Regions from separate parts of the Homo sapiens genome. Here region 1 is linked to region 2. A link is a contact called in ENCODE Hi-C or POLR2A ChIA-PET data. All regions are on one chromosome and are shown on one strand. Each heading gives the region's core, a stretch centred on a gene start or an enhancer-like site at or near the end of the contact. The rest is flanking DNA. Distances are from core to core; before and after follow the strand shown. Region 1 has its middle 120 kb from the start of XPO1. Region 2 holds the start of PEX13 (peroxisomal biogenesis factor 13).

What was found. Hi-C counts contacts between places; a loop is a spot of excess contacts on that map. ChIA-PET counts read pairs that join two places held with the same protein, here RNA polymerase II (POLR2A). Pooled maps may share reads with other maps.
Region 1: a pooled map shows a loop between it and region 2 (6-fold over the local background). The contact joins the enhancer-like site here to the promoter of PEX13 in region 2. A Hi-C loop is called at or near these places in 1 of 37 single-sample maps with no recorded cell type and 7 of 50 pooled maps. POLR2A ChIA-PET finds 5 or more read pairs at or near these places in 2 of 52 experiments (OCI-LY7 and activated T-cell).

What each region holds. Positions count from the first base shown.
Region 1 is chr2:61,656,495-61,662,612 of GRCh38, reverse strand. No RefSeq gene overlaps it. Among named protein-coding and RNA genes, the nearest start is that of XPO1, 120 kb to the right of the region's middle. Within about 2 kb of position 2,017, at least 9 of the 41 ENCODE cell types and tissues checked have a DNase peak (open chromatin) inside an H3K27ac peak, as active enhancers do.
Region 2 is chr2:61,016,113-61,022,210 of GRCh38, reverse strand. PEX13 (peroxisomal biogenesis factor 13) reads right to left here and starts at 4,491. Exons shown (of 4, transcript NM_002618.4): 1 at 4,360-4,491. The coding sequence starts at 4,451. It overlaps PUS10 (pseudouridine synthase 10), which reads left to right and starts at 3,956. Exons shown (of 18, transcript NM_144709.4): 1 at 3,956-4,203. RefSeq lists an enhancer at 4,035-4,084.

The DNA of each region.
Region 1 (6,118 bases), core at 768-3,267, 640 kb before region 2:
GACTCCGTCTCAAAAAAAAAAAAAAAGAAAAGAAAAGAAAAGAAAATGAAAACTAGGGAGCTATTACAGTAGTCCAGGTGAAAGATCATGGTGTCTTGAACTAAGATGACAGCAGTGAAGATAGATATGGACAGACTCAACATATTAATGCACAACCAAAAACTCAGCTTTATGCCTAAGGGGGAAGCAAGGGAAGCATTCTCACTAAACTTAGGAACAAGACAGGATGCCCACTATCACCATGTTATTTAACATCTTTCTAGATGTGTTAGTCAATGCAGTTAGACAAGAGAAGAGAACTCATGGTATCAAAACTGGAAAAAAGTTATAAAGTATCGCTATTTACATAGATTCTATTATTATATATCTAGAAAACCCAACAGAATCAAATATAAAATCCACTATAAACAAAACAAATATTCTATTAATGTCTATAAACCAATTATCTTTTATGTATGCAAATAGCAATCAATTAGATATAGTGGGGGAAAGACACTATTTTTAATAGCAACAAAAAACGTAAATTCCCAGACCAGGCATGGTGGCTCATGACTATAATCCCAGCATTTTGTAAGGTTGAGGTGGGCAGATCACTTGAGCCCAGAGTTCAAGACCAGCCTGGGCAACATAGTGAAACCCCGTCTCTACAAAAAAAAATACAAAAATTAGCGGGTCGTGGTGGTGCATCCCTATAGTCCCAGCTACTCAGGAGGCTGAGGTGGGAGGATCGCTTGAGTCCAGGAGGTTGAGGCTGCAGTGAGCCATGATCATGCCACTGCTCCAGCTTGGGCAACACAGTGAGACCCTGTCTCAAAAATAAAAATTTAAAAATTCCTAGGAATAGACTTGCCAAGAATTGTACAAGGTCTATATGATGAAAACTTTAAAATTTTCCTCAGGAACACAGCAAAAACTTGGAACAAATGGGAAGGTCTCCCATGCTCTTGGATAGGATAACATTCACAAAACATCAGTTCTCCCTACACGCATCCACACATTTAGAAACAGATACACCTTTGATTCATTGGCAAATGCAGTTTGGGTTGCTTAACAGGTGAAAACAGAAGCCACAAGGTGGTAGAACAATGTTAATTGAGGAGAAGTGCCTTTTTATGGAGGTAGAGGCAGAACAGTGTGTGCAAAAACACGGGAAATATTTATTCCATCCAAAGTGTGCAAAGACCTGGGGTGGGAAGTACTTACCCCATCCAACGAACTCAAAAGTGGATTGCAGTAAGTGAGGAAGAGAGAGTATGCATTGAATTTGGAAAGGTAGTGAGTTTAGAAGAAGTGAACAGAAAGTGAAGCAGTGGAGACTGGAGGCTGCAGGCCATAATCCCAGCAAGACTGGCTGCTCTGGAGGCAGGGATAGGATGCTGACTGATAGCTCCTTAGCAAGGGAAGTATTCAGCCCCACCCCTCCCTCTAAGAGGGCAGGGATTCTTCATTGCTATGTTTAGAGTAGTACTGCATATGAACTGGACCTTCATGGATGTCTCCCAAAGTCCCTGAGCTCAGTGACCTTGGTTCTTCCTAGGTCCCATGGCTCTCACTGGAAATTGGTTCTCAACAGTCCATTTTCAGCCCTTCACAGGAGACATATGGTTCTTTTCACAAGACATCCACTCTTGACTTAATACCAGCAGGGCATGATGAACTTGGCATTGTTTATCCAGAAGCAGGGAAGGATGAGTGAGGGAAGCTCCACTCGCCCCAGGGCCACCCTGCTGCAGTGATCTGTGGCACAAAGGCCAGAGAACCGGCTCCTTACAGAGGTGCAGTTGTGGTTAGGAATGGAGGAGAGCTAACAGAACTATGACCTCTTACCCAGAGTTAACCAAAGATATGGCGGTGTAGACTTAGGAAGCCCCAACTTTATGTACCTAATCAATGCCTGATTTCCTGTCCCAAAGAAGCTTGGGCCCTGGGAAGGTGACTTGAAGTCCATTTCCTGGAACAAAGGCACACAGCAGTCCTGCTTCATGAGCTGCCAAGTAAAACTGTCAGAATCTATTTAAGAAAACCAGGCCAGTCTGGCCGTCTGGCTGCATTTACTGAGAATGGCCACTGAGACAAAGAGGGAAAGAGTGTTCATTCAATTCATTCACTGATATTTACTGAGGGCCTACCACATGCCAAGTCTCTTCTAGGTGGTAGGGATACAGAAATGAGCCAAATAGACACAACCCCTGTCCTCACAAGGCTTACTTTCTGGTGGAGGGAGATAGACCAATAAAGATGTAGACAAAATAGTATTAGTTAGAAGGGGTTAAGTGCTTCAGTTTCAGTTAGCATAGAAAAATGTCAATAGGACATTTTTAGGATACAACAAGGTATTGGCAGAGCATATAGATTAGGTGCAGGACCCTGTATTAATGTGGTAGAGCAGTCGATGAGGGGCTTTCTAAAAAGGTGACATTTAAGCTGAATCCTGAAAGATAAAGAGCCAGGCATGTGAAGAGTAAAGGAGAAGGAGAAATATTACAAAGGCCTGAGTTAGGCAAGAACTTGGAATGTTCAAAAAACAGAAAGAACATCAATTTCTGCAGTGCACAGAGTTGGGAAAGATCCTGAAGGTGAGGCTGGGGAGGCCAACATGTCTTGAGAATGTGGGTCTTTCCTAACATGTTGTGCCCGTTACAGCACGATTATCGATTCGAACATAACACTGCCCACTCACAGCTCACTGCCTAACTCAGCTACCTGGCCTCAGCTCAGAGACAGGCCATCTTAAGAAAGTCCCAAGAATGGCCAAAGCAGAAGTCAAGTTTATGCTCCAAAGCTCATATACAACACTCATCGGGGAGCTTCTGGGATTTTCATTCAGATAATTTTCTTTCATCTTAAATACTCTTTTAATAAATTTCCTTATTGGGTTTCCAAGCCAACAGCAAATTACAAGCAACAGATTAGAAGGGGAGGGAAGGGCAGGCACTCTGTTCAAATGACATTTTAATTCAGTGACTCATTTTGCTTGGACACCACACTCCTCTGATACTGGCTTCATGTGACTGCAAGGACTCCCAGGATCACTCGAGCACCAGTCTGACATTTATGTTTACTGTACCATGGTACAGTGAGGACACTGATACACATTAGCAGTCCAAGATACAAGTCCTGATTGCCCCATTCATAGTTTTGTGTCCCCATTAGATTGTGAATGACATAAGGACATGTGTCTTAGTCATCTTTCAGTTCACCCATAACCCATGCCCCTTCTTCAAGCCTAGAATAATGCCAGTCATGTAATAGTGCCTGATAAATGGATCTGGAATAAATAAATGGAAATATGATCTTGGATAAATTACTCTCTGTGTTCCTCAAATGCCTCATCTATAACAGGAAAGAGCATGTGCATCTTAAGGGCTTGCTTGGAATATTAGATAACACAATATATATAGAAAGAGTAATGTTAAGTAAACGTACAATATAAATATGAGATATTTTGCTCCTTGTGGCTGAATCACACAGAGGTGTCCTTCAAAGGGTCAAGGGACCATTTAGGTCTTTATGCCTATGTCTTGAGTAGTTGCCACTAGATGGCAATATTTTCTTAAGGCATGGTTAGCCATTTTTGAGTCTACCCCAGTGGTCTTCAAACTGGGGATTCCCATGCTGTTGGGAGTACAAAATGCTTTCCAAGAGGTGCTCAATTATAGATAGCTTTGTGGAAATCTGATCCTCAACTTCAATGTATTCTCTTTCCTAAAATCAGCCTGCTTGGGAAAGCACCCATGTTCACAATAGCTCTTCTCCAACTTTTCAAAAACGAAAGCATACCCGTTCTTCACCTGAAATCTTATTTTATGGCACCATCAGATAAATACCCACCAAGACATCAGACGAAGGTGAAATCTTCAACAATCAAAAAGGAACCAGTCTTTTTCTATCTTTCACATACTTCTGTTAAGAGTGAAGGCCGGGCGCGGTGGCTCACGCCTCTAATCCCAGCACTGTGGGAGGCCGAGGTGGGCGGATCACGAGGTCAGGAGATCGAGACCATCCTGGCTAACACGGTGAAACCCCGTCTCTACTAAAAATATAAAAAATTAGCCGGGCGTGGTGGCGGGCGCCTGTAGTCCCAGCTACTCGGGAGGCTGAGGCAGGAGAATGGCGTGAACCCGGGAGGCGGAGCTTGCAGTGAGCTGAGATAGCGCCACTGCACTCCAGCCTGGGCTACACAACGAGACTCCATCTAAAAAAAAAAAAAAAAAAAAAAAAAGAGTGAAACTTGGCTTTAGGAATGGGGTATTTTGGCTCTTGTTGTTATGGTCTTCATGAATAAAATATATGGTAAGTGGGGTGGTGGGAGTAAGACCTTTTCCATCCTCTAAGAATTATTGGCAAATGCCTTGATCTTAAGAAAGCAAAGCAAAGAGAGCATCTGTTTAAAAAATGCTAAAAAATAGCTCTTTTACATATATAAATATAGTAAATTTTCAGCCAGGTGCAGTGGCTCACACCTGTAATCCCAGCATTTTGGGAGAGCAAGGCAGGCAGATCATGACGTCAAGAGATTGAGACCATCCTGGCCAACATAGTGAAACCCTGCCTCTACTAAAAATACAAAAATTAGCTGGGCGTGGTGGCGGGCACTTGTAATCCCAGCTACTCGGGAGGCTGAGGCAGGAGAATCGCTTGAATCCGGGAGGCGGAGGTTGCAGTGAGCTGAGATTGTGCCACTGCACTCCAGCCTGGCAACAGAGCAAGACTCTGTTTCAAAAAAAAAAAAAAAACACAAAAACACTGTATATACATAGTAATTTTCAGCTATTCTCAATACTCATCTCAAACTCACATCATTAGCAGGAATGAAATATGTTGGAATGGCCAAAGCAGTTAATTATTTTAATTTATTTATTTACTTTTATTTATTTATTTTTAAAGATGAGGTTTCACCATGTTGGCCAGGCTGGTCTGGAACTCCTGGCCTCAGGTGATCTACACACCTTGGCCTCCCAAAGTGCCGGGATTACTGGTGTGAGCCACCACACCTGGCCTACTTACTTATTTTTGAAACAGGATCTCACTGTGACCCAGGCTGGAGTGGAGTGGCATGATCAAAGCTCACTGCAGCATTGACCTCCCAGCTCAAGCAATTCTCCCACTTCAGCCTCCCTAGTTGGTGAGACTACAGGCACGCCCCACCATGCCAGGCTAATTTTTCTATTTTTTGTAGAGATGAGGTTTCACCAGTTGTCCAAGCTGATCTCGAACTTCTGGGGTCAAGCCATCCTCCCACCTTGGTCTCCCAAAGTGCTGTGATTACAGGCGTGAGCCACCACAACCAGCTGATTATCTTAAATGTAACTAAAATATGTTTTTAGGATCACCAAACTTTTCATGACACACTAGCTAAAAGAAACCAATAAAACTTTTACATGATTTCTTTCAAATGTGGTGTGTGTTTTTCAACAAGGTAGTTATAAAATATTTGTATCAAATCATATGATAAACTATTCATACTCCATTTGCAGAACAAAATAAAATTTTAAAACATTCCAATATTTGTCAATTCTTATCTTTATTATCTCATTTTATTTAATATTGTCTATTTCCCACTAACGAAAACACAATTCTATGTTACTTGCCAGATCAATTCATTTTTGCAGCTTATTTATATGTTTTCATTAAATCCGTAAGAAAAGTTTTCTCATGATATCTAATGAAACTGGCTGGGCGAGGTGGCTCATGCCTATAATCCTACCACTTTGGGGAGACAAGGCAGGAGGATTGTTTGAGCTGAGGACAACATAGTGATATCATGCATGTCTCTACAAAAAACATTTAGAAATTAGTTGAGCATGGTGGCACTCACCTGTAGACCCAGCTACTTGGGAAGCTGAGGCAGGAGGATCACTGGAGGCCAGGAAATTGAGGCTGCAGTGAGCTATGATCACACCACTGCACTCCAACCTGGGTGACAGAGCAAGGTCTTATCTCAAGATAAAATTAAATTAAATTAAAGTAATGGTTCTATGTCTGATTTCCTCAGAGTTTGATACTTGCATATAGATACATTTTACCAAAGGAATGTCATTATTTGTACTATATTCCTTGCTCTATAAATAGTTTATAATTTGGCTACTCATGACATTGCATTACTGTAAATTAGATA
Region 2 (6,098 bases), core at 3,242-5,741:
CCTTCTGAAGCCTACTTCTGTCAACTCGTCAAAGTCATTCTCTGTCCAGCTTTGTTCCGTTGCTGGCAAGGAGCTGCGATCCTTTGGAGGAGATGAGGTGCTCTGATTTTTAGAATTTTCAGCTTTTCTGCTCTGGTTTCTCCCCATCTTTGTGGTTTTATCTACCTTTGGTCTTTGATGTTGGTAACCTACAAATGGGGTTTTGGTGTGGATGTCCTTTTTGTTGATGTTGAAGCTATTCCTTTCTGTCTACTAGTTTTCCTTCTAATGGTCACGTCCCTCAGCTGCAGGTCTGTTGGAGTTTGCTGGAGGTCCACTGCAGACCCTGTTTGCCTGGGTATCACCAGCAGAGGCTACAGAACAGCAAATATTGCTGCCTGATCCTTCCTCTGGAAGCTTTGTCCCAGAGGGACACCTGCCTGTTTGAGGTGTCTGTCAGCCCCTACTGGGAGGTGTTTCCCAGTCAGGCTACACGGGGGTCAGGGACCCACTTGAGGAGGCCGTCTGTCCGTTCTCAGAGCTCAAACACCATGCTGGGAGAACCACTGCTCTCTTCAGAGCTATCAGACAGGGACGTTTAAGTCCACAGAAGTTTCTGCTGCCTTTTGCTCAGCTATGCCCTGCCCACAGAGCTGAAGTCTATGGAGGCAGTAGGCCTTGCTGAGCTGCAGTGGGCTCCTCCCAGTTCAAGCTTCCTGGGCGCTCTGTTTACCTACTCAAGCCTCAGCAATGGTGGATTCCCCTCCCCCTGCCAGGCTGCTGCCTCGCAGATTGATCTCAGACTGCTGTGCTAGCACTGAGCAAGGCTCCATGGGTATAGGATCCGTCAAGCCAGGCATGGGAGAGAATCTCCTGGTCTGCTTGTTGCTAAGACTGTGGAAAAAGCCCACTATTTGGGCAGAAGTGTCCCATTTTTCCAGGTATAGTCTGTCACGGCATCCCTTGGTTAGGAAAGGGAAATCCCCCAATCCCTTGCGCTTCCTGGGTGAGGTGATGCCCCGCCTCGATTTGGCTCACCCTCCATGGGGTGCGACCAGTGTTCAACCAGTCCCAGTGAGATGAACCAGGTACCTCAGTTGGAAACACAGAAATCACCCGTCCTGTGCGTCAATCACGCTGGGAGCTGCAGACCAGAGCTGTTCCTATTCCCACATTTTCATACTAAAGCGAAAATACATACAATGGTCTCAACAGATGCAGAAAAGCCATTCATAAAATTTAATATTTCTTCACAATAAAAATCTGAGCAAGGTAAGGGCTGGGCATAGTGACTCACACCTGTAATCTCAGCACTTTGGGAGGCCTAGGTGGGCAGATCACCTGAGGTCAGGAGTTCAAGACCAGCCTGGCCAACATAGTGAAACCCCATCTCTATTAAAAATACAAAAATTAGCTGGGCGGAGTGGCACGCGCCTGTAGTCTCAACTGTCCGGGAGACTGAGGCAGGAGAATCACTTGAACCCAGGAGGTAGAGGTTGCCATGAGCCAAGATTGCGTCTCTGCACTCCAGCCTGGGAGACACAGTGAGACTCCATCTCAAACAAAAATAAAAATGAAATAAAAATAAAATAAAATAAATCTGAGCAAGGTAGAGAGAGAGAATTTTGACAAGATATCTATCAAAAACAAAAAGCAAACTTCACATTTAACAGTAAAACTTCAGAAGCACTCCAGTGGAAGTCAGGACCAATACAAGGATGCTAGCTTATCTGTAAATGACAGAACTGGCTACACAAAACTAAAGAGAATTTCAACCAAACCATCAGAACTAATTAAGAGTTTGAGATTATGCTGTACATAATATTTACATTAAAAAAAATCAATAGCATTCTGCCATACCAGTTAATAACCAACTGGAAAATGTAAAAGGAAAAAAGAAAGCCCATTTGCAACTACTACAGCAAAAATAATCTAGGAATAAAAAATAAAATATGGAAAAAAATTTCATGGAGGTAATTATAAGTTTTTTGTTGTTGTTGTTGTTTGAGATGGAGTCTCCCTCTGTTGCCCAGGCTGCAGTGCAGTGGCGTGATCTTGGCTCACTGCAAGCTCCGCCTCGTGGGTTCACGCCATTCTCCTGCCTCAGCCTCCTGATTAGCTGGGACTACAGGTGCCCGCCACCGCACCCAGCTAATGTTTTTTTGTATTTTTAGTAGAGACGGGGTTTCTCCGAGTTAGCCAGGATGGTCTCGATCTCCTGACCTCGTGATCTGCCCGCCCAGTCTCCCAAAGTGGATAATTATAAGATATTTAAGGCAAAAAGATAAATTCCCACCAATTGTAGCTTATACAATATTCATGGAATAAAAACTTACTTGATCCATAAATTCAGCTCAGTTCCAATAAAAATCCCAGTAAGTCTTTTTATAAAGGACTAAGTGTAAAGAGCGCAATTACAAAGAACAGCAATGTGTGGAAACTCTTGACATACTACATATCAAGACTTATAAAATTCTGTAATTAAGATAGTGTGGTGCTAGTAGAAAGTCAGAAAATGCCCAAAACAGAACTACATATTTAGGAAACCTTGATATGACATAGATGGCATTAAAAACTAAGAATAGACTACTCAATAAATGGTGCTGCGACAATTAGTTACCTATATGGAAAAAAAAATTAGATTTTTATACAAAGTCAGTTCCATGTGGATTAAATGCAAATGAAAAAACCGGAAGATTTAAAAGAAAACATACAGAAAAACTGTCCTGATCTAGGTAGACAGGATTTCTTAACCAAGACAAAAAGCATAAACAATAAAATATGACAATTTTGGCTGTATTAAAATCAAAAACATCTGTACAAAAAATTGAACATAAATATAAAGAGGAGAAGCCACACAGTGAAAAATATTAGCAAAATGTAGTAACAAAAAAGGATTAGTTTAACAATACTCTTACAAATTGGTAAGCAAAGATAAAGCCAATAGAAAATTGGGCAACAGAAAAAACAAAAACAGATACAAAAAATAATATATAAATAGTAACATGTAATTAGATATAAAATATATATTATTGTTACATTGTTAAGTTTTAGATATAAAATGCATATAAATAGCACAAACCTAAGTACTAAAATATAAAAACATTACTGGGTATGCGAAACACCAAATAAGGACAATAGTCACCACTATAAAGAAGAATGGGAGAGTTTAGCCGTCTTTTATTTTGAAAAATTCGACATAAGTCTGGCAAATGTTAACACTGTTTAAAGTTGAGTAGTGAATATATAGGTATTATCTTACTCTCTACTGGTCTCTGTGTTTAAAATATTTCACGATAAAGTGGGAAAATGGTTAATTTTACATAAAAAGAACTTTAACAGATGCAAAAAATAAAACCTCTCTCATTCGACAAGCAGCCTAAATGGGGAAAAAAGAACCCACTCAAAAAAAAGGTAGCAGATAATGTCACCGTGGCTTACCAGCCTAATCAAACTTATTACTTGTTATGTATATATCCTTATTAAACTAAGTCGTTACTGTGTTAAAGCATTTTAGTGTTTAAATAAAAGATTTCAGAATACAGCAGAAATACATTCCAATATGTTGGGGTTTTTACGCTTAGGAAAACCTACAATAGTAGGTGATTTGACATTTGAATCACACCTATCTGAATTAAGATGTCCAGCACTACCAAACAAAAGCCACACGAGGCCACGAAACACTCCCAACTCTGCATGTTTTAGCCTTTTTAAAGTCCTAGAAACCAACTGATACTGATTAAAAACCAAACAAAAAAAAAATACAGGCCTCAGAAAAATACACTATTTTGCACACAAAGTCCATCCATAGGCCTCAGATCTAGAACTCCTGCTTTAAAGTTGCTTCTCCAATCTCGATCCGAAACACTGGCTGAGTTATGCTGGAAAAGAATGCAAAGTGTACGGGGCTTGAGTTCCTGTTGCGTAAAACCTTTCCGGCTTTCAGCAACTTCTCGAGAGGTTAACACCTTTAAGGAGAGACTTTGCTCCCTGTCGATGCCGTGGCTGGACAAATGCCGCTCTCAACTGCTACAGACCAAAGTCTACGCTTTAAAGATAGAGAAGCCATTCTGTCAAAGTGAAAACAGAAGCGGTAGGTAGGAAGCCGCCCCCCTTTCTTTCAAGCACAGAGACCCAGAGAGACGCCCAGGAGCTCCCGAAAAAAACGTTGCTGATTAGAGCTGCCGGGTCAGAAACAGCTGTGAGACACTAAAGTCCCCACTGGTAAGCGCCCCAGCTCCACCTCGGCCCCTATCCCCAAGGTTGGGTATTGGTTAAAGGGGGGAAGGGAATACCTCCACTAACAACCGCTACAACCGCCTCCTGCCAAGTCCCCGCTCGGGCCCACTAAACTCACAGCCTGAAGAATCCCACACTCACTGGAAAGTGGGGCCCGGTCCTGGTCCCGGTCCGGCTCCCGGAATTCGGCGGGTCTCCCAGGGTTTGGGGGGAGGTGGCGGCTGGGACGCCATCTCCTCCGCCTCCTCTCGGCTCCCGCTCCTACCCCTGACTGTCCAGGCCCGCGTAGACCAGCACCTGGAGCGTAAGACACAACGGGCAGAACACCGAGCCGTCCACCCCGCCCACCCTTGCAGTCAGGACAAGGCTTGAGTTACTTTGCCAGCTGAATCCATACAGCGGGAGGATGCCACTAATTTGTAGGAAGAAACACGCTCTTTGTATTTGCCCCAGAAAGAGCTGCCTTTCTAAACCTCAGGGTAAAGGCTCATCGATATTTCTGGTAGCGGCTACAACTCCCTAGACGTCGGAGTCCCACCGAGGCTTTTCTGGGAGTGGACCAGTCGGGCTGGGAGTAAAGCCGCACGCACTCCTTCGCTCGTGGGGGAGGTAGGGTGAGGTGGCAAACCAGGCAGTTTTTCGGATTTCCTCTACAAACAAGAAGGGAGAAGCTCACTTAGTCCTAGCGAGAGCGGGCTGGTACTTTTGTTCTAAAACGCACGTTTCCTCGGGGAACAGAATTGCTAGACGCAATAGGTGCGTTGTCTTTAGTCTTCCCTCTTCCCTTCGAGGGCCGGAAGGGGTTAAATCTCAGGCTCCGGCGTCTGGGGAGAAGGTGAGGCGGGTAGGTAAGAGGTGAAGGAGTGCAGACTGGGTGCAAAAGAGGTGTGGCGGGAGAGAGTTCGTTTCTCTCCTGCTGGAGCGGCTTTGTTAGCAAAGGAGGGGTGAGTGGGAAGTTTGTTGCACCTGACCGAAGGGGGAAGGGCTTGCTTGGCGAAAACTGAGGCTTGAGGTTAGATCTCGGGATGAACTTTTCAAGAGTCCACAGTAGATTCCAGAGCTGAATGTTTCAGAAGCCCAGTGAAGTGTGATCACCTCTTTCTCCGTAAATCCACACCCCCAGCCCCACGCCGCGTTACGAATGACACCCTTCGGTAGGGAAATGAGTTTTAAAAGATCTTAGGATATGAGACTCAGTCTGGTCATTTCGCTAGTTTTTCTTATACCCTGCCCCTTTTCTCGTTTTCGATGACTGGTTTTTGTAATCGTCCAAGAGGTGAAAATAAAGTCCTTCCTCTCCTCCAGTAAGCCAGAGACTGGGCTAGTTATCCTTGATTTGGGGAGGAGGGATTCAGTCCTCCTAGGGAGCCTGACACATGAAAGGCGGCTTTGTAGCAACTTGTTACAGAGTTATTTCTATAAAACAAACACATAAACGAAAAGCAAACATCTTGAGGGTAACCAACACTGGAAAACTTACATTGTGGAATGCCTTTCTCAGGGCTTGCTTTCAAACATAATAAATCTAATATGGACAACCGATTTCTAATATCTTATGAAATCCTGGCATTTAATTATCTCACGATGAAAAAACCAAATTTAAGACGTAACGTATTTTCTCCTTTTAATGTTAACATTCTTGAGAAGTTGATAAATTGTTGGTAGGTGAAAATGATGTTGAGAGGTTTGTAAATTCATAGCTCGTTTATTAACACACATTCAAAAGAGGTCTTTTTTGGGGTCTATTTTTAGACCTCTTCAAATTACTCAGGACTGGAAGTTTTGTAATTCTCATCAATCAGGTTTGGGAACTTCTCAGAGCCAGGAGATTGTAATGTGTCATTTATTTACTTTGCATGATACCTTTGTTCTTGTGAACT